Regions from separate parts of the Homo sapiens genome. Here region 1 is linked to region 2. Evidence: read pairs that join two places in POLR2A ChIA-PET (ENCODE). Cell type or tissue: B cell. All regions are shown on one strand. Links, peaks and the distances in the headings refer to the core of each region. The heading gives the core; the rest is flanking DNA.

Region 1 (8,813 bases), core at 6,226-8,725, 260 kb after region 2:
TTGGCCTCCCAAAGTGCTGGGATTACAGGCGTGAGCCACCATGCTCGGCCTCTTCTTCTTTTTTTTAATAAATTGTGCTAAATTTTTTAAAAAGAGACAGGGGTCTCACTACGTTGCCCAGGCTGGACTTGAACTCCTGTGCTCAAGTGATCCTCCCAGTTTCTAATTTTCTTCTTTGCACTGTCTGCAATGTTCAAATTAGTGATAGAGAAACTGTCATCTGTATTATTATTCTGACTCATGCTTCATTGTGCCTACCCTGTTTGGGGCCCTGTTCTCAGCCCTGCACACGTGTGAACACAATGAATCCCACCACAGCCCCACAGTGTAGACTCTACTATTATACCCACTTTACAGAAAAGGAAGCTGAGACTCAGAGAGATTAGGCAACACGGCCACAGTCATGGAGCTGGATTCAAACCCAGACGATCTAGGCTGGAGCTCACTCTGTAACTACCTCGTTATTATAATCTGAGAGGGGAGGAAAAGAACACTCTGAGGAGGAGCAATGATCAAAGTGCCTCAGCCCCAACCTGACCGCATGGGCACAGAGATGACCCTCCTCCGGGGCCTTTCTGACCGCATGGGCACAGGGACGACCCTCCTCCGGGGCCTTCCTGACAGCATGGGCACAGGGACGACCCTCCTCCGGGGGGCCTTCTGCAAGTTTGCACACATTTTCCACTTTTTTCTCTGCTAAAAATATAACATATAACATATAAAAATAATGATATTCTCATGCTTGTCTACTCAAGTGGGAAAAATTCCCTATTAGGACAAACCCAGGGATGTGCAGTTGAAGCCAAGAGGGAAGAAATGACAGCTAGCAAAGGACAGAAGAGATGATGGGAAAAAGGACGCAGCTGCCGAGTTCAGCAGCTACCTGATTTCTGCACTGAAAGGCTCTGGATGAATGTTAGTGAGGAAGAGGAGGAGGACACCGAGAAGGAAGAGAACACTAAAAGGCAAACGGTCAGGCCGAGCTGTACGTGACACTGAGAAACGCACGCGGTTCAGGGCAGCTTGAAGTTCAGGGTGGCACACACGGCAGTGGCCCAGGTGGCTTTGCATCCACAAAGACTCTGCTCCAATCTGTCTCTCAAGCAAGAGGCCGAGCCACTTCAGACTGCCATTTCTGTGAGTCGAAAACGGTCACAGACGGGCAATGCACACAGTCAACTTACACCTATCATCACAGAGTGACACTGGCAAAACGGAAGGAAGAAAGAGGTCATCGGAAAATGTCAAATAGAGTGTAGTTTTCGTCATCTCTTTTTGACATGCCTCCTCTTCTTCCTCCTTCTCCATCCCCTCTTTTTTTCCTCTCCCCTCCATTTCCCTCAACCATCTCTTTTCTTCTTATCTTCCTCCCCCTCTCCTTCTTTTCTTTTTAAACTGTATTAAGAGTCTAACTTTCCGTCTTGCTCATCACTTGAGAGCATTTTATAAGCAAGAATTAACCAGCCATGCGTGCACATGTACATGTATGCGTGTGCACATGTCTGTGCATATGGCAGTGGCCACGTGTGCATGTGGATATGTATGTGCAAGTGGGTGTGTGTGCCTGTGTGCATGTGGGCATATGTGTGTGTGCATGTGGACATCTGTGTGTGCATGTGGGCATGGGTGTGCACATGTGGACATCTGTGTGGACATGTGGACATCTGTGTGGGCATGGGTGTGCACATGTGGACATCTCTGTGTGCATGTGGACAGGTGTGTATGTGTATACTTGTGTGTGTGTGTGCATGTGGACAGGTATATCTGTAGAAGGAAAGACATGGAGCAATTTCTTCTGGTGGCCAAAGTCTACATGATACAACAGGATAGGAGGCTGCTCCTGCCCTTACTGCCAGCTCCAGCTTGATGCCTGGGGCTGCTCAAAGGTCATGTGGCCAGCCCCCATGCTCTGCCTGGCAAGAGAGAAAGGGGCAGTGCAGGCAGGCAGGCCACACCAGCCACCTGGACTCCTGACCTTGGGCTCTACCTGATACACATCGTTTGCTGGGATTTTTCAGTACTGAATTTGTTTCTTTCCTTTTTTTTTTCTTTTTAAGAGACAGGATCTCCCTCTATTGCCCAAGCTGGAGTGCAGTGGTGCAATCAGAGCTCACTGCAGTCTCAAACTCCCAGGCTCAAATGATCCTCCCACCTCAGCCTCCCAAGTAGCTGAGACTACAGGCATGCACTTCCACACTCGGCTAATTTTTAATTCTTTGTTGTGACAGGGTCTCACCATGTTGCCCAGGCTGGTCTCAGACTCCTGGACTCAAGTGATCCTCCTGCCTCAGCCTCCCAAAGTGCTGGGATTAGGTGTGAGGCACTATGCCCAGCCTGAGGCTCTTGGTAATAAACAAAACTTCTTAGGTTGTAATACCCTTTGGACAGCCTGACTGCCTACCTGGAACTCAAGACACTCAAAGGCAAAGGAAATGAATGGCCCAGAAGGCAGGGTGTGTGTGTGCCTTTTGGCTGGGAACCTGGGTGGACCAGCTGGGTTCAAATCCGGGCTCTGCTGCTCACTGGCTGTGTGCACCTGGGCAGGTTTCTCATCCAAGCCTCCACGTTCTCATGTGTATAAGGAGGATGATGACAGCAGCACCTGTCTATGGGGTTGTTGTAAAGTTTAAAGGAGACAAGGGGAAGAAGTGCTCAGCACAGCACCTTAGACGTCTGACAGAAAGTGCCAGAACATACTTGTTGACTGAAGGCTATGAAACTGCTCTCTCTAGAGATTTTAAAATCTGCCCAAGGGAGATAAGATATAGTCTAAACAGGAATGGCTTTGCTAATTTTGTGAGCAGTCATTTCCAGCCCAGGACAACCCTTCATGCTAAAGAGACACAACCCTTAAGCCCCCAGGCCCAGGCCAGGGAAGAGATGAGTCAAGTCCCAGACACAGAGGGAGGACTTCTTTTTTTGATACCTTGATTGAAAACAATGAAAATGCTTTTTGAGTCTCAAAGCCCAGCTTTTAGGCACTCTGCCAGCAGGCAACGGGAGTGTTTTCCTTCAGCGGCCCCAGTTCCCACTGCAGAATTTAGAACCTGGGAAAACACGCAAAACAATAAGCCATCTGCGAGGCTTTCAGACAGTGCAATTTGCAAGAAGTGCTTTTATATCTTAGTAGGACTCTGCAGTAAGTCAGGATTAATTAATTGCTACGTTAAAGGAGAGCACCTTTAGCATTTCAATGACACAATCACGTGCAATTACGATCACATAAAGGAACACTTTATAATTAATGATGTCTCTACTTCCTGAAACGTATAATCCTTATGTCTTGAATTCCAAAGGGGTTGGCAGACGGCATACCCTAAATATAGATCAGGAACTAATATTTAAATCAGTTTTTAATTCACCTTTTAATATGAACAATAAAACCAGAACAAAAGCTTACCATTATCATGGCTCTATGCCTTTATGTCTTAGAGGCTAAATATTCAGCAACAACAGATTCAAACTGAAATGGCTAACAATTAAGGCCTGAAATGGTTCTCCTAAACAGCAATAATTTTGCCCTAGCAAGCACATTAAAACTGCTTTTCCAGAAATGCATTAAAACTCACTCCAACTGTCCTGGTTTTGGCAACTACGCTATATTATCACTTATCAAGGCACTCTGCCTCATCTCTATGACTTAAAAATGAACATGTTTTTTCTTCCAATTAGGGAAGTTTCCCATGAAGTTGCAAGCACCACATACCAAGCAGTGTTCTAAGTACTTATATGTAATGGCTCGGTCGGTCATCACCACAATCCTGAGACAGGATTCCTACTCCTATTAGCAGTGTTCTAAGTACTTACACGTAATGGCTCGGTTGGTCATCACAATCCTGAGACAGGATTCCTACTCCTATTAGCAGCGTTCTAAGTACTTACATGTAATGGCTCGGTCGGTCATCACCACAATCCTGAGACAGGATTCCTATTCCTATTATTATTCCTATGCTGATTCCTGTTTTATAAACGAGGATACTGAGGCACTGAATTGTTAAAAAATAATCTGCCAAAGCTACCACCTTCCAGGAAAGGTCCCTTTAATTGAACCACAAACCAGACAGGATAAACAGACTTTCCGGATTTTAACACGCATTGTGTCATTCAAGCAATTCAACATGAGGAAAGCCCCAGAGCCTGCCTGCATCTCATTTGTATTGTGAGCAAAGTTCTTCAGCAAACTCAGACGAAAATGCAGAAGAAACAAAATGTGACCCTCAGTAATATCCAAAGGGCGTCCAGAGGGTGGGGAAAATCCCTACAGCACAGCTTTTCTCCAAAAAGAAGGTATGCACTGCCCCTATTTTATTTTCTAACTTGATTCATAGCACGCTATTATTTTCTTTCATCAGTGAACTACGCAGAGGGGATTCCACCCTCCCCAAGACGGCCCCATGCAAGGTCAAGGGTTTACCTTGTCATAATAGTATCGCAGGGCTCTGCTCAGCTTATCATAGTTCATATTTGTTTTGTTTTTTCGGAGTCCCCACAGCTTGGCCACTTCTTCTGCTTTGAGGAGCTTGAATTCACCATCGTTCGAGGTCCAGCAGATCAAATGCTCATGTTTCTGATCCAGCAGCAACTGCAACAGGAACTGCCACAGCGTGATTGCACTCTCCATACCTGCAGGGAGAGGAGGCCAGGTCAGAGCTGCTGGTCACGATGCCGACCAAACTTGGCGAGGAGAGAGGGGGCTTCAGAATGGGCAACTCAGCTGTCCCCTCCTTCCCCCAGTGAACCTAATAAAAAGTAGCTTTCACTTCCATCTCAAGGGGCCACTCTGAACCAGGAGCTTCCTGGCTGCATTTCTGTAAGGAGCCACAATTCAGAAATACAGGGAGGCCCTGTGATCCTCCTCTATTCACCACATGTCCCCACGAGTGACAGCGATGCATGGGGAATGATGCAGAACAATGATTAATGACATGACCACTTGCAGAATGAGTCCCCATTCAAACCATTCCCCACTTAACACAAGTGTCTATTCCCGCCCATCCCATCAATTTCTTTGTGGGTCCGTGATATAGTTTGGATGTGTGCCCCGCCCAAATCTCATGTTGAATTGTAATCCCCAACGTTGGAGGTGGGGCCTGGTGGGAAGTGACTGGATCCTAAGGGTGGATTTCTCATGAATGGTTTAGCACCATCTCCCTTGGTACCATCCTTGAGTTAGTGACTGAGTTCTCATGAGATCTGGTCATTTAACAGTGTGTGGCACCTTGACCCTCGCTTTCTTGCTCTTGCTCCGGCCATGTGACACGCCTGCTCCCCTTTTGCCTTCTGCCATGATTGCAGGTTTCCTGAGGCCTCCCCAGAAACCCAGCAGATGCCAGCATCATGCTTCCTGTACAGCCTGCAGAACTGTGAGCCCATTAAACCGCTTTTCTTTATAAATTATACAGTCTGGGGTATTTCTCTATAGCAATGTGAGAAAGAACTAATATAGTCGGTCTCTAACTAAAATGCTGGACCCCATACTTTATACAGGTGCCTGGAATATCTCTCCTGTGGTTGTGGTATATGTCTAAGTGTAACTGCCTTTCCTACTGTGATGAGCTTCACGAGGAAAGGACTTTGCTGGATTATTTTGTATTGCCAGCACTCTGATAACCCATACAATGCTCAAAGCTGCCCAGTCCGTGGATGCTTGTGAAACCGAACAATCACTGCCAATTGCAGAGACCTTCCCTTTCCCGGCACTCACCATGCTGCAGGTCAAAGCCCACCATCACAGATGCACAGATGGGAAAAGCAATTTCTCCCATGAAGAGACAAAAACCTATATATACAATGTTATCCTTTTCCTTCAACTCTGGTGTGAACTTTTTAAATGCTATTTCTTCTGGCTAAAATGCTGTTCCTTAGCTTTGGAGCCTGGTGAACTCTTTCTCATCCATTGTGACCCAGCTCAAATAGGGCCTTCTCAAGGAAGTTTTTCCCCACTCCTGGGCAGTTTCTCAATTTCAGGCCTTTGAGGACTTTCATGACAATAGGTATTGATTCTAAGTAGTAATAATAATAATAATCCATTTGTGTTATCAATCCTCATTACATTTAAAAAAAGGTGGTTAGACTGGCCTCAAAAGCTTTGCCACGGATCAACTGTTGTGAGTGGCACAGAGAGCTAGGGATCATCCCCTTGGATAGGAGGGAGACACTGAAGTCCTGGTGGGCGGGGGGCAGGGGACTGAACCTGGAGTGACCGCAACCCAGGGGGCAGCTCTGGGAGACCTGGAAGCCAGAATAATTGCCTTGGGGAGGGTTATTTGTACCAATATTGTCAACCCCACAACTCCTCTCAATTAAAGGAAAGTAGACTAGGAGTGCTCTCCAATTACCCACAGGGCATTTTATTTAGGGCTCTTTAAAGGGGATATTCTTTACAGAAATCAGTATTAACCACAATGGTCTGTAAGACAGTCATTTCACTGCTGGGTCAAAACCACCTCTGCATCTCACAAATCTTGCAAGCCCCCACTTTGCTGGGATGCATGGCAGCTGACGAGTCCCAACTCCTCCTATGAACCACCCTTCTGATGACTTGGATATGAGCCACAACTTTCTTCTCTTCACTGGCACTAAGAACGGCTAACAGTTGTCGCAAATTCTTGAGATTTTCTTGGCCAAACATGTCAGTCAGTCAGCTTTAACATATCTTTGAAACTTTAAGTGCCTGCTCAGATGAATCTGCTCCTGAGGGCAGAAGGCTGCCGGTGGGTTTGGAGGTCTGCAGGGAAGGGACTGTGGGGCCTCTGCTCACATGCCAGGTGGGAAAGTGGTCGGCCACCGCCACCCCCCACTTTTAACTGACATCACGTTCCGAATGGGACAGGAGGGCAGCAGAAACATCTATCCATGTATTTTACTACACTTAGCATTTCCACCTGCCTGGCCTCCTCGGAGCTTCTTGTGCATCACAGAATCACTTTTCATTGCAATCCAACCCCATGTGTCAGAGACCATGTTCTGGGCATGACTTATGAGAACCCATATGGCAGACTTGTTAAATGTTCTCAACTGCCCTCTCCTTAGGTGACTGTGTAGCCCTGCACTGGAGTGGCTGTGGGAGGAGTGCTGACATTGGGGCTTTGCCATGTGATTGCATTTGGCCAGGAGACTGACACGGGAAAGTGACAGCATCCCATTGCCGAGTTGGGGTCTTGGAGGCATCATAAGTTGGCACTTTTCCTCCTGTGCTATGCTGCCAGGAAGCTGCTGCCCCAGAATGAGACACATGGAGGTGACCTGAACTCAACCCAAAGTCCGAAGCCAAGCCCCACCCGCCCATCATCTGAAGCAGCATCCGTGACACTGACTTGTGAGAAAAATAAATGCCACTGTAAGCCAGTGATCTTGGGGCAACTGGTTACACAGCACCACTGCAGCAAAAGCTGACTATTAAAATACATGATGTCTTTGTTTAAAAAAAAAATTCTCCCTTTGCTGGGGTGCTGTTATCTTTATGCTCTAGAGCTTGTGTTCAAAATCATGAGAAAGGCCGGCTGTGGTGGCTCACGCCTGTAATCCCAGCACTTTGGGAGGCTGAGGCAGGTGGATTACCTGAGGTCAGGAGGAGTTCAAGACCAGCCTGGCCAACATGATGAAATCCCATCTCTACTAAAAATACAAAAAACCAGCTGGGCGTGGTGGCCCGCGCTTATAATCACAGCTACTTGGGAGGCTGAGGCAGGAGAATAGCTTGAACCCAGGAGGCAGAGGTTGCAGTAAGCCAAGATCGCGCCACTGCACTCCAGCCTGGACAACAAGAGCGAAACTCCATCTCAAAAAAAAAAAAAAAAAAAAAATCACGAAAAAGTATGCTACTAGGTGTGGAGGGATCGGCTGATCACATTTTTACTCAGAGGCCACACATGGGCTAAGTGGCAGCCATGGGTGCTATGGCCATAACCTCAGGCAAAGGTAGAAGGAGAGAAAGAAAGAAAAAGGACAAAAAGGACAGGTGAAAGAGTAGAAAGGGAACAGGCAGAGGAGCAGTGGTGGGGATGGGGACCTACTGCTTCAGGGCCTCCCAGATTTCTGGAATAAAGGAACTCGCCTAGAGAAGGCAAGAGCTGTTCACTAGGAATCACAGAAATGCCCCCACAGTTCAACCAAGCTGCAGAGCTTGGGTGGCAGCTGCAGGCACAGGGGATCATCAGAGGATTACTCAGAGGGGTTGCTATGCGCAACACTGCTCCGGCGGAGGTGACTAAGGGCTCCAGCCTCTCCTGTCTGAGGCATGCCCAGCCTCGCCCCGTGCTGAGGGCCTCGTTCTCCTCTTCTCGCGCTCTCTTGAGCCACTCCTTCAACCTGGTGGATCCACCAGTTTCGATGACTGGGCAGTCATGTAGCCTTCCCGGTGGAAATCGCAGCCAGACATTACTCAGAGCTAAGTCGAAAAACTACTTTCCTGTGAGCTTATCATTGCATCTACAAAGATCAGTCACTCCTGTCTACGCTCAGAAGTCACTCTGGGGTATCGTGGAGCCCCCAGGCAGCTCTGGGACCCACCATCCTCTCTGGCCAGAGCCATCTGCATGATGAAAATGCGTGGTTGTCTGTGGCAGAGGTTTGGGTAGGGGGACAGGTGGGCAGTGGGCCACCAGCTGCCACAGCGCTCTCCATATTGTTTTCGTTCCACTCGACGTAGTTTAACTATGAGATCAAGTTTCATAATTTACACAACTATTTTCACATACAATCACACTGTACATTCCACTGCGCCTCTGCCAGTTGGAAATTTTGCCCTCTGGGGTGTTGGAAAACACAGACTTTGTACCATCATGCTGGGAGGTACGCCCTTCCAATAACCG
Region 2 (8,853 bases), core at 3,076-5,575:
CACAAATCCAGACTATACTCTTTATCCATGTTGGCCACTTAATAACGATAATGATGACGACCATGACCATTAACGTGTGTCAGGCATTAAGCATTTGAAACATGTACTTTCATTTATCTCATTTAATCATCATAACTACTTTACAACTTAGGATACTATTAGTATATCCATCTCACAGTTTAGGAAACCAAAGCTCAAGGAGGTTAAGTCATTTGACAAAAGTCAGCGTACAACCGTAGTGTCAGCGACCAGGTCCTCCAAAGGGAACTTGTGACTCCAAAGCCTGTGCTCAAAATGAATAGGCTGTATTGATCACTCCCCAAAACAAAGCTTATTAATCAAATTGAAATTAGAGAAATATCTGACAAGCAGTTTAAGAATCAAATACAGTTGGCCCTCCAAATCTCGGGTTCTTCATCTGTGGATTCAAGCAACTCCAGATTGTAAATATTCAGAACAAAATTAGAAATAACAATACAACAATAAAAATAACACAAAATACAACTATTTACATGGCATTTATACTGTATTAGGTATTACTAGTTATCTAGAGATGATTTAAAACATCCTGAAGGATGTGCACAAATTATATGCAAATACTACAGCATTTCATATCAGAGGCTTGAGCATCCACAGATTTTGGTATCTGCGGGTGTCATGGAACTAGTCCCCCACAGATAGCCAGGGAGTACTGAATATGCAGCTGATCCATTCTCTTTCCTCTATTTGTACCTTGAGGTCTGTAACTGTGGACATGATGTCTATGCCTCTAATAATTATGATTACATCTATTTATGCACATTCCAGCCTTACTTTAATTATCTCTGTATTCTAAATTAATGTGCATTTTGCTCAACCTTAACCATAGGACATTAATACATACTAGTGGCCTGAAGTGTTAACTCTCAAAATACTTTGCATTTTAAACAGGGCTTTTAGGAGACTTTACTTCTGATGGGGAAACTACAGACCTCCAGGGAAATACTTGGGGAGTTTATTCTTAGCCTGTGTATTATAGGCAAAAGTCAGAGTTAAATTTATTAAAGTATGAGTATTGAGAAAATGGAGAACCTTCTTTTCTATAAATTATGCAACACAATAAATTATCTAAGAGAAGAACCAGAAATATTTGGTGGCTTAGAAAAATCAGTCTTTAACCCTGAAAATTGTTACCAGTTCTATCACACTTAAATAAAGACAGTGACCCTAACACCCTGTGAACCCAATTTTCCATTTCAGACTAAGAAGCTTATTGGACCACAGCCTGATATCTTTCAAGTCTGACCTAATTTTATGCAGGCTCTGTGGGCCTGTGCTAATTTGTGAGGCTGGCCTAATATGTCATGTCTACTGTACCCTAATATTCTTTGAAGGAAAATAATTTTGCTCATCGGCACAGTTAATTATAGCCAGAGAAACTTCCTGGCAAGCAGTGAGACGCAATGACACCTCACTGTAGGAGTCCAATTCTCTAATCAGGATGTAGATATCATCCTTTGATCAACAAAGATTTTATCTTGTTCTCTAAGTGAACAACAAAAATTGTAAGGCTTTAAAGAATGTAGTCCTAGAGAAATAATCACTGGGCATTTACAAAAATATTAATAGACATTTTTAAAAGTCGGCTTGGTAAATTCTCTTTTTTCTCATCTTTTTCTTGCTCTAACATGGCAGACTTGTCCATTGCAGATCAAAAACTGGTGTAATTTGCCACTGAGTGCTATCTATTATATTGATGAAAGTGAAACAGCAGGATAAAATTAATTAAAGTGGTCACAGAAAAGGAAAGAAAAAAATAAAAGACAAAGTGGTGTTTTTCCTTCTAATCTGGCTACTGTCACAAACAAACTTTATCATAGGGCAGACACTTGTATTTCAAAGTCACTGGTAAAAGAAAATGTGACTAAGCAAATTCAAATACCTGAATTATGAAACATTGCATCTTAGTCACTTTCCCCCTTGCACACACTAAAGCTAACAATGCTTAACTTGCAGTAGTTTTTGGAAGCTTGTCTGAATATTTAAATGGGTGTTATATTCTGAATCATCATTATGATAAGATGGAAGTTTACATTTTATTTAGTTTAAATTAAATTGGCTGGGTGTCGTGGCTCACGCCTGTAATCCCAGCACTTCAGGAGGCTCAGGTGGGCGAATCACTTGACGTCAGGAGTTCGAGACCAGCCTAGCCAACATGTTGAAATCCCGTCTCTACTGAAAACACAAATATTAGCTGGGCGTGGTGTCGGACACCTGTAATCCCAGCTACTCAGGAGACTGAAGCAGGAGAATCGCCTGAACCCGGGAGGTGGAGGTTGCAGTGAGCCGAGATCATGCCACTTCACTCCAGCCTTAGCGACAGAGCTAGACCCCATCTCAAAATAAATAAATAAATAAATAAATAAATAAATAAATAAATAATAAAAATAAAATAAATAAATTGAATTTGAGGCATTTTTAACATTTTAGAGGTGTTATCTTCCTTGTAATTAGATGCAGCCATTATAATATCTTTCTCTTTCCTTGTCACTTTGCTTTATTCTTCTCACTGTAATGAAAGAATGGAGCTGTGCAACTACTGTGTCTGACAAGCCTAAGTACTGTAAATAGCTTCCTTATAAATAATGTAAATTGCTATTTCTTATAATTAACATCTTCGCAGGCTGCAGGGAAGCTTTTTGCCCATTCGAAAGTCTTTTTTATCTAAAGCTACTGACTGTTAAAGAATATGCAAGGTTAGTGCTCTTTCAATTCTCAATTTAGTTGTTAATCATTTGGACTATCCCAAATAGATACAATATATATGATCTACCTAATATGTAGACTTTTTAAAACTTCTTCATCCATTTATTCAGATAAATGCAACCATTTTGTTAGTGTCCATACAAGGCATAGATGAACCCATACATTCCCTACAGGAAGCAGATAACACAAACTCAAATAATCATAATTAAAAGGCATGCTATGGATTAGCTGGACATGGTGGCATGTGCCTGTAATCCCTGCTACTTAGGAGGCTGAGGCAGGAGAATCACTTGATCCCAGGAGGCGAGGTTGCAGTGAGCCGAGATCGCGCCACTGCACCCCAGGCTGGGTGACAAAGTGAGACTCCATCTCAAAGAAAAAAAAAAAAAAGGAAAAGAAAAAGAAAGAAAGAGAGAAAAGAAAGAAAGAAAGAAAGAAAGAAAGAAAGAAAGAAAGAAAGAAAGAAAGAAAAGAAAAGAGAAAAGAAAGGAAAGGAAAGGAAAAGAAAAGAAAAGAAAAAAGAAAAGAAAAGGCATGCTGTGGAATGTGCTGTGAGAAAGGTTTTAAGAAATGTGGGACCGCCAGGTGTGGTCACTCACGCCTGTGATCTCAATACTTTGGGAGGCCGAGGTGGGTGGATTGCTTGAGGCCAGGAGTTTGAGACCAGCCTGGGCAACACAGTGAGACCCTGTCTCTGATTTTTAAAAAAAATTTTTTTAATTAGCCTGGCATGGTCACATGCACCTGAAATCCCAGCTACTCAAGAGGCTGAGGCAGAAAGATCACTTGAGCCAGGAGTTTGAGGCTGCAGTGAGCTATAATCACCCCACTGTATTCCAGTCTGAGCTACAGAGCAAGATCTTTTCTCAAAAAAAAGAGAGAGGAGGGGAGGGGCAGGGGAGGGGAGGGCAAGGGGGAAGGAAGACTGTGGGAGTTCTAAGATGAATCTCGGAACTGGAAAGAGAACAGAGAATTCTAGAGGAGATGATGTTTTAGCCCCAGACCGTAAATGCCTCTCACTCACAGAAAGACCCTTGCAACAAGCATTTACCTTCTTCCCATGGTAACCTAGCACCCAAATCTGGCACCTGGCACAGAGTACAGCTCAATACATCTTTGTTGGAATGAGCAAATGAAGAAAAAGAAAAAAAAAGATGAAGAGCATTTAGAAGGATATGCCTGACTGAGAGAAAAGCCTGAGTAAGGTACAAAGCCATAAACACATACAGCAAGTCTAAATAAACAAGCTGTCTAGTGTGGTGAGCCACAGGCTGCCATAGATCCGGAGGCAGAAGATGAGGCAGAAAGGGAAGTGTGATCAAATACAATGGGGAGTTGGAAGGTATGCTGAGTAATTCTGACTTGGTTTTGACTTGGTTCTGTATTCAGGAGAGAGGTTTTGTGGTTTTGTTTTGTTTTTGAGACAGATTTTCACTCTTATCGCCCAGGCTGGAGTGCAATGGCACAATCTCAACTCACTGCAACCTCTGCCTCCCGGGTTCAAGCGATTCTCCTGCCTCAGCCTCCCGAGTAGCTGGGATTACAGGCGCCCGCCACCACGCCCAGCTAATTTTTGTGTTTTTTAGTAGAGATGGGGTTTCACCATGTTGGCCAGGCTGGTCTCGAACTCCTGACCGCAGGTGATCCACCTGCCTCAGCCTCCCAAAATGCTGGGATTACAGCCGTGAGCCACTGCACCCGGCCAAGAGAGGCTTTGTTTAAAAAAAAAAAAAAAAAAAAAAAAACAGTACATTAAAGATGTTAAAAGCCCACGCAGTGGCTCACACCTGTAATCCCAGTGAAACGGAAAAGTTCCCTTGTCCCCCTTGCAGGGCGTGCGATGGGGGTGTGGATCGCTTCTTGAGTGCCCCGCTGCTCAAACCTCTAGGGGAGTATACAGACAGGCAGGCTGTGGGGTTCTGACCCCAAGGCAGTGTCTAGGGGTAAATGTTTACAGCTGAAGCCCCAGTGGGCATGTGTTACAGGGTGCTCTTTTAGTTTAGTCATCCATAGGCAGCTTGCTAGCTCAGTTAGACCCCTGCCTTATCGCAAGGACAGAGGGCTTTCTGAATCCCGGGGTTCTTGCCTTGGTGTACGGGAAGAACCGGATCACACGTGGGCCTGGAGAATGAGTGCAAGGTTTTATTGAATGGAAGTAGCTCTCAGCAGATGGGGGAGCCAGAAGGGAGATGGCTTTCCCCTGGAGTGGGGCTGCTTAGCGGCCTGGGCTCTCCTCCGACTGCCCCAGCCAAACTCTGCCTCGTTCTGCCAGTGGATGGCCGTGCGGCGTGCCAACGTCTATCGGTGTGCTCTTCCGCTGGCGTGCTCTCTTTGACGTCCTCTCGACATCTAGCCTCTTGTGTCTTTTTCAACCGATGTGTTCCTCTCCATGTCCAGCCACCTGTAGGTCTGCCTGCTAGGGTCTTCGGGGTTTTTATAGGCACAGGATAGAGGCGTGGCAGGCCAGGGTTGTCTTGGCAAATGCAACATTTGGGCATGAAGGCAGAAGTGCCTGTCCTCACCTAGGTCCATGGGCACAGGCCGGGGATGGAGCCTTCACCAGGGACCATGCCCTTCCTTTCCCAGCACTTCCCTTCCAACCTTCCCTATCACCAGCACTTTGGGAGGCGGAGGCAGGCAGATCACTTGAGGCCAGAAATTCGAGAACAGCCTGACCAACATGGTGAAACCTAGTCTCTACTAAAAACACAAAATTAGCTGGGCGTGGTGGCAGGTGCCTGTAAGCCCAGCTGCTCAGGAGGCTGAGGCAGGAGAATCGCTTGAACTCAGGAGGCAGACTTTGCAGTGAGCCAAGATGGCACCATTGCACTCCAGCCTGGGCAACAGAGCAAAACTCTGTGTCATAAATAAATAAACGCCCAAATTCTGAGGCCAAAGAGCATGGTTTGAATCCTCACTTCTTCCAAGTTACTTAACCTCATTGTGCCCCATTTTCTTAATCCGTAAACCAGGTGCTGGGTTCTCAGGACATATGCAATGAATCCAGTATAACATCCCTACTTCCTTGAGCCTTCCGACCTTTTCTTCAATATGATATCAAGGAAGTTCTGTCATCTCCACTTCATTTGATGTGGAACATTATCAGATCAATGCTTCAAGAAGTCATCTCATTAAGTTATTAGGAATTCTGAATCATGGGTGAGTATTCCCATATTAATGAATTCTACCCTCGTCACTTTTGCATTCTGTGCCCCGGTCTAACATATTCAAGACTCACTCCTACACATGTTCTCTGCAGTTTCAGCTACTACTTATTAGCCAGATCCCACAATTCCTTTGCCATGTAAGCAATTTCTTCTTAGAGCAGAGCTTGTAATTTCCTGCTCAGGCTGTGCTGAAACCTGACTTTCCTTTCCAGCCAGAAGGCAATGAAGTGTATTGGGGGCACATCTTGAGGAAAACAAGTCTCACCATGAAAGGCACCTGCTTCAGATTAGGTCATTATATGTTCCCCCAGGCAAGCAGAGATTGTTTTTCTCTGGCAAATGGTTAGGGGCTATTTTTGCAAGTATAGGGGGCTCAGAGAAATTTAGAGGTTCAAAGTTCTTGGGCTTGTCTACCTAAATGTTTCCACTTCAGGTCTCTCGGCCTCCACCTTTTCTTGGACTTTCTGCTGTATAATCAGATCCTGGACCCGGTCTTTAGCAAAATCTACCCTGCAGCTGTCCTAAGCTGCAGTAGAGGCACTGTCTTTCAGAGCATGCCTTCAGTTGTGAATTAACTGCTCTAAGACAATCAGGTCCCTGTTGCCTTCAGATAGGTGACAATTCAACTCTAAAATCTAATCCTGAGTGTCCAATTTTTTTTCTTTTTTTTTTTTTTCTTTTTAGATGGAGTTTTGCTCTTGTTGCCCAGGCTGGAGTGCAATGGTGCTATTTCGGCTCACCACAACCTCTGCCTCCCCAGTTCAAGGGATTCTCCTGCCTCAGCCTCCCAAGTAGCTGGGATTACAGGCATGCACCACCACGGGGTTTCTCCATGTTGGTCAGGCTGGTCTCGAACTCCCTACCTCAGGTGATCTACCCGCCTCGGCCTCCCAAACTGCTGGGATTACAGGCGTGAGCTACCATGCCCAGCCGAGTGTCCACTTTTTACACCTCACTTTATTGTGTTAACCTGAGTTTCCTAAAAAACAAGAGTTTGAGGCAAAGGCTTAAGTGCTAGTGCTTCACTTAGTAGTGTAATTTCCGTGAAGCAAGAATGAAGAGAAAAGAAAGTGGGACAGGGACAGATGAAAAGAAGTACAATGCCGGCCTTCTTCACATCATGAAGAAACACAACGAGTTGCTCAGTCATGCGGGATGTGTCCCAACAGGCTATCTACATCTCTATATACTACATCTTAGAGGAGTTTGTAAGAGGAAAAGGTAGAGAGAAAATATACCTGCTGCCCTTCTCCTGGTCAAGATTCACCACTCTACTTCCAGGTTGGATCACCTTGCCCCTTCAGCAGCTACTGACGATGCCAAATCTCATACCTTGTGATATAGTGTTTCATCCCAGTTCAAAAGCAGTGAAAGGGCCAGGCACGGTGGCTCACACCTACAATCCCAACACTTTGGGAGGCCAAGGCGGGAAGATCACCCGAGACCAGGAGTTCAAAACCAGCCTGGCCAACATGTGAAACCCCATCTCTGCTAAAAATATAACAATTAGCCAGGAGTGGTGGCAGGTGCCTGTAATTCCAGCTACTCGGGAGGCTGAAGCAGGAGAATCACTTGAACCCAGGAGGTGGAGGTTGCAGTGAGCTGAGATCATGCCACTGCACTCCAGCCTGGGTGACAGAGCAAGACTCCATCTCAACAACAACAAAAACAACAACAACAACAACAAAAGCAGTGAAAGGAACTGGGCACAGTGGCACATGGCTATAGTCCCAGCTACTTAGGAGGCCAAGGTGGGAGGATCATTTGAACCCAAGAGTTCAAGTACAACCTTGGCAACATAGTGAGACCCCATCTCAATATTTTTTTTAAAGTGGTGAAAGGAGCCAAAAACGCCACATAGTGGCCTCAGGTGGTGGAACCAAGCAGGCCAGGATGGGGTTTCTCCAACCTGGAGGCAGTCATCAGAGCAGTTGCTGGAAAGCAGTAAGTGGTAGAGGGCCTAGAAAGTCAGTGAAGACAGAAAACCCAAGGCTTTGCATAAGGTGTGTCTAGTATACAAGTCCTCTTGGATGATAATGCCAGCAACACCCTAAGGAAAAGAGAGCAGCAAGATGGAAGGAGCCTGGATTCCTTCACACTGTGAAGCCCTGGTATGAGTCCTAGACCACTCACCCAACTTACTATGTGAGAGGAAAATAAACTTTCAGCGGACAGGCGCGGTGGCTCACGCCTGTAATCCCAACACTTTGGGAGGCTGAGGAGGGCGGATCATGAGGTCAGGAGATTGAGACCGTCTTGGCCAACATGGTAAAACCCCGTCTCTACTAAAATACAAAAAATTAGCCGGGCGTAGTCATGCGTGCCTGTAATCCCAGCTACTTAGGAGGCTGAGGCAGGAGAATCGCTTGAACCCGGGAGGCAGAGGTTGTAGTGAGCTGAGATGGCACCACTGCACTCCAGCTTGACGACAGAGCAAGACTCCATCTCGAAAAATAAAATAAAATAAACAAACATAAGTAAATAAATAAATAAACTTTCACCTTGTTTCAGGTACTGGGATTGGAGGTTTTCGTAGGAGGTGCCAACCCTTTACTACAACTATTGTACCCTATCACCTAGAAGTTTTATTTCTTGGGCCAGGTGCAGTGGTTCACACCTGTAATCTCAGCACTTTGGGAGGTGAAGGCGGGTGGATCACCTGAGGTCAGGAGTTCGACACCAGCCTGGCCAACATGGTGAAACTCCGTCTCTACTAAAAATACAAAATTAGCCAGGCGTGGCAGCGGGCACCTGTAATCCCATCTACTTGGGAGGCTGAGACAGGAGAATCACTTGAACCAGGGAGGTGGAGGTTGGAATGAGCCGACATCACACCACTGCACTCCAATCGGGGCAACAAGAGCAAAACTCCATCCCAAAAAAAAAAAAAAGAAATTTTATTTCTTGATTTCTTGAAATCAGCTTTAGAAATCATACATAT

Evidence for each region. ChIA-PET counts read pairs that join two places held together with the same protein. Peaks named below come from ENCODE experiments on the same cell type or tissue, not always from the same donor. Only the 100,000 strongest peaks of a DNase experiment are listed, where the experiment ranks them.
Region 1: POLR2A ChIA-PET joins it to region 2 with 6 read pairs; 4 of 35 experiments call an interaction of 5 or more read pairs at or near these places.

Annotation. Positions count from the first base shown.
Region 1 is chr12:96,219,375-96,228,187 of GRCh38, reverse strand. ELK3 (ETS transcription factor ELK3) reads right to left here. Exons shown (of 5, transcript NM_005230.4): 2 at 4,415-4,623. The coding sequence starts at 4,621. Among named protein-coding and RNA genes, the nearest start is that of ELK3, 29 kb to the right of the region's middle. RefSeq lists an enhancer at 4,165-4,214. In B cell, for the core only: no CTCF peak of the experiment used is centred there; no DNase peak of the experiment used is centred there.
Region 2 is chr12:96,480,501-96,489,353 of GRCh38, reverse strand. No RefSeq gene overlaps it. Among named protein-coding and RNA genes, the nearest start is that of CFAP54, 4.6 kb to the left of the region's middle. RefSeq lists enhancers at 3,813-3,952, 3,963-4,012 and a silencer at 4,781-4,978. In B cell, for the core only: a CTCF peak has its summit at 3,271; a DNase peak (open chromatin) is centred at 4,023.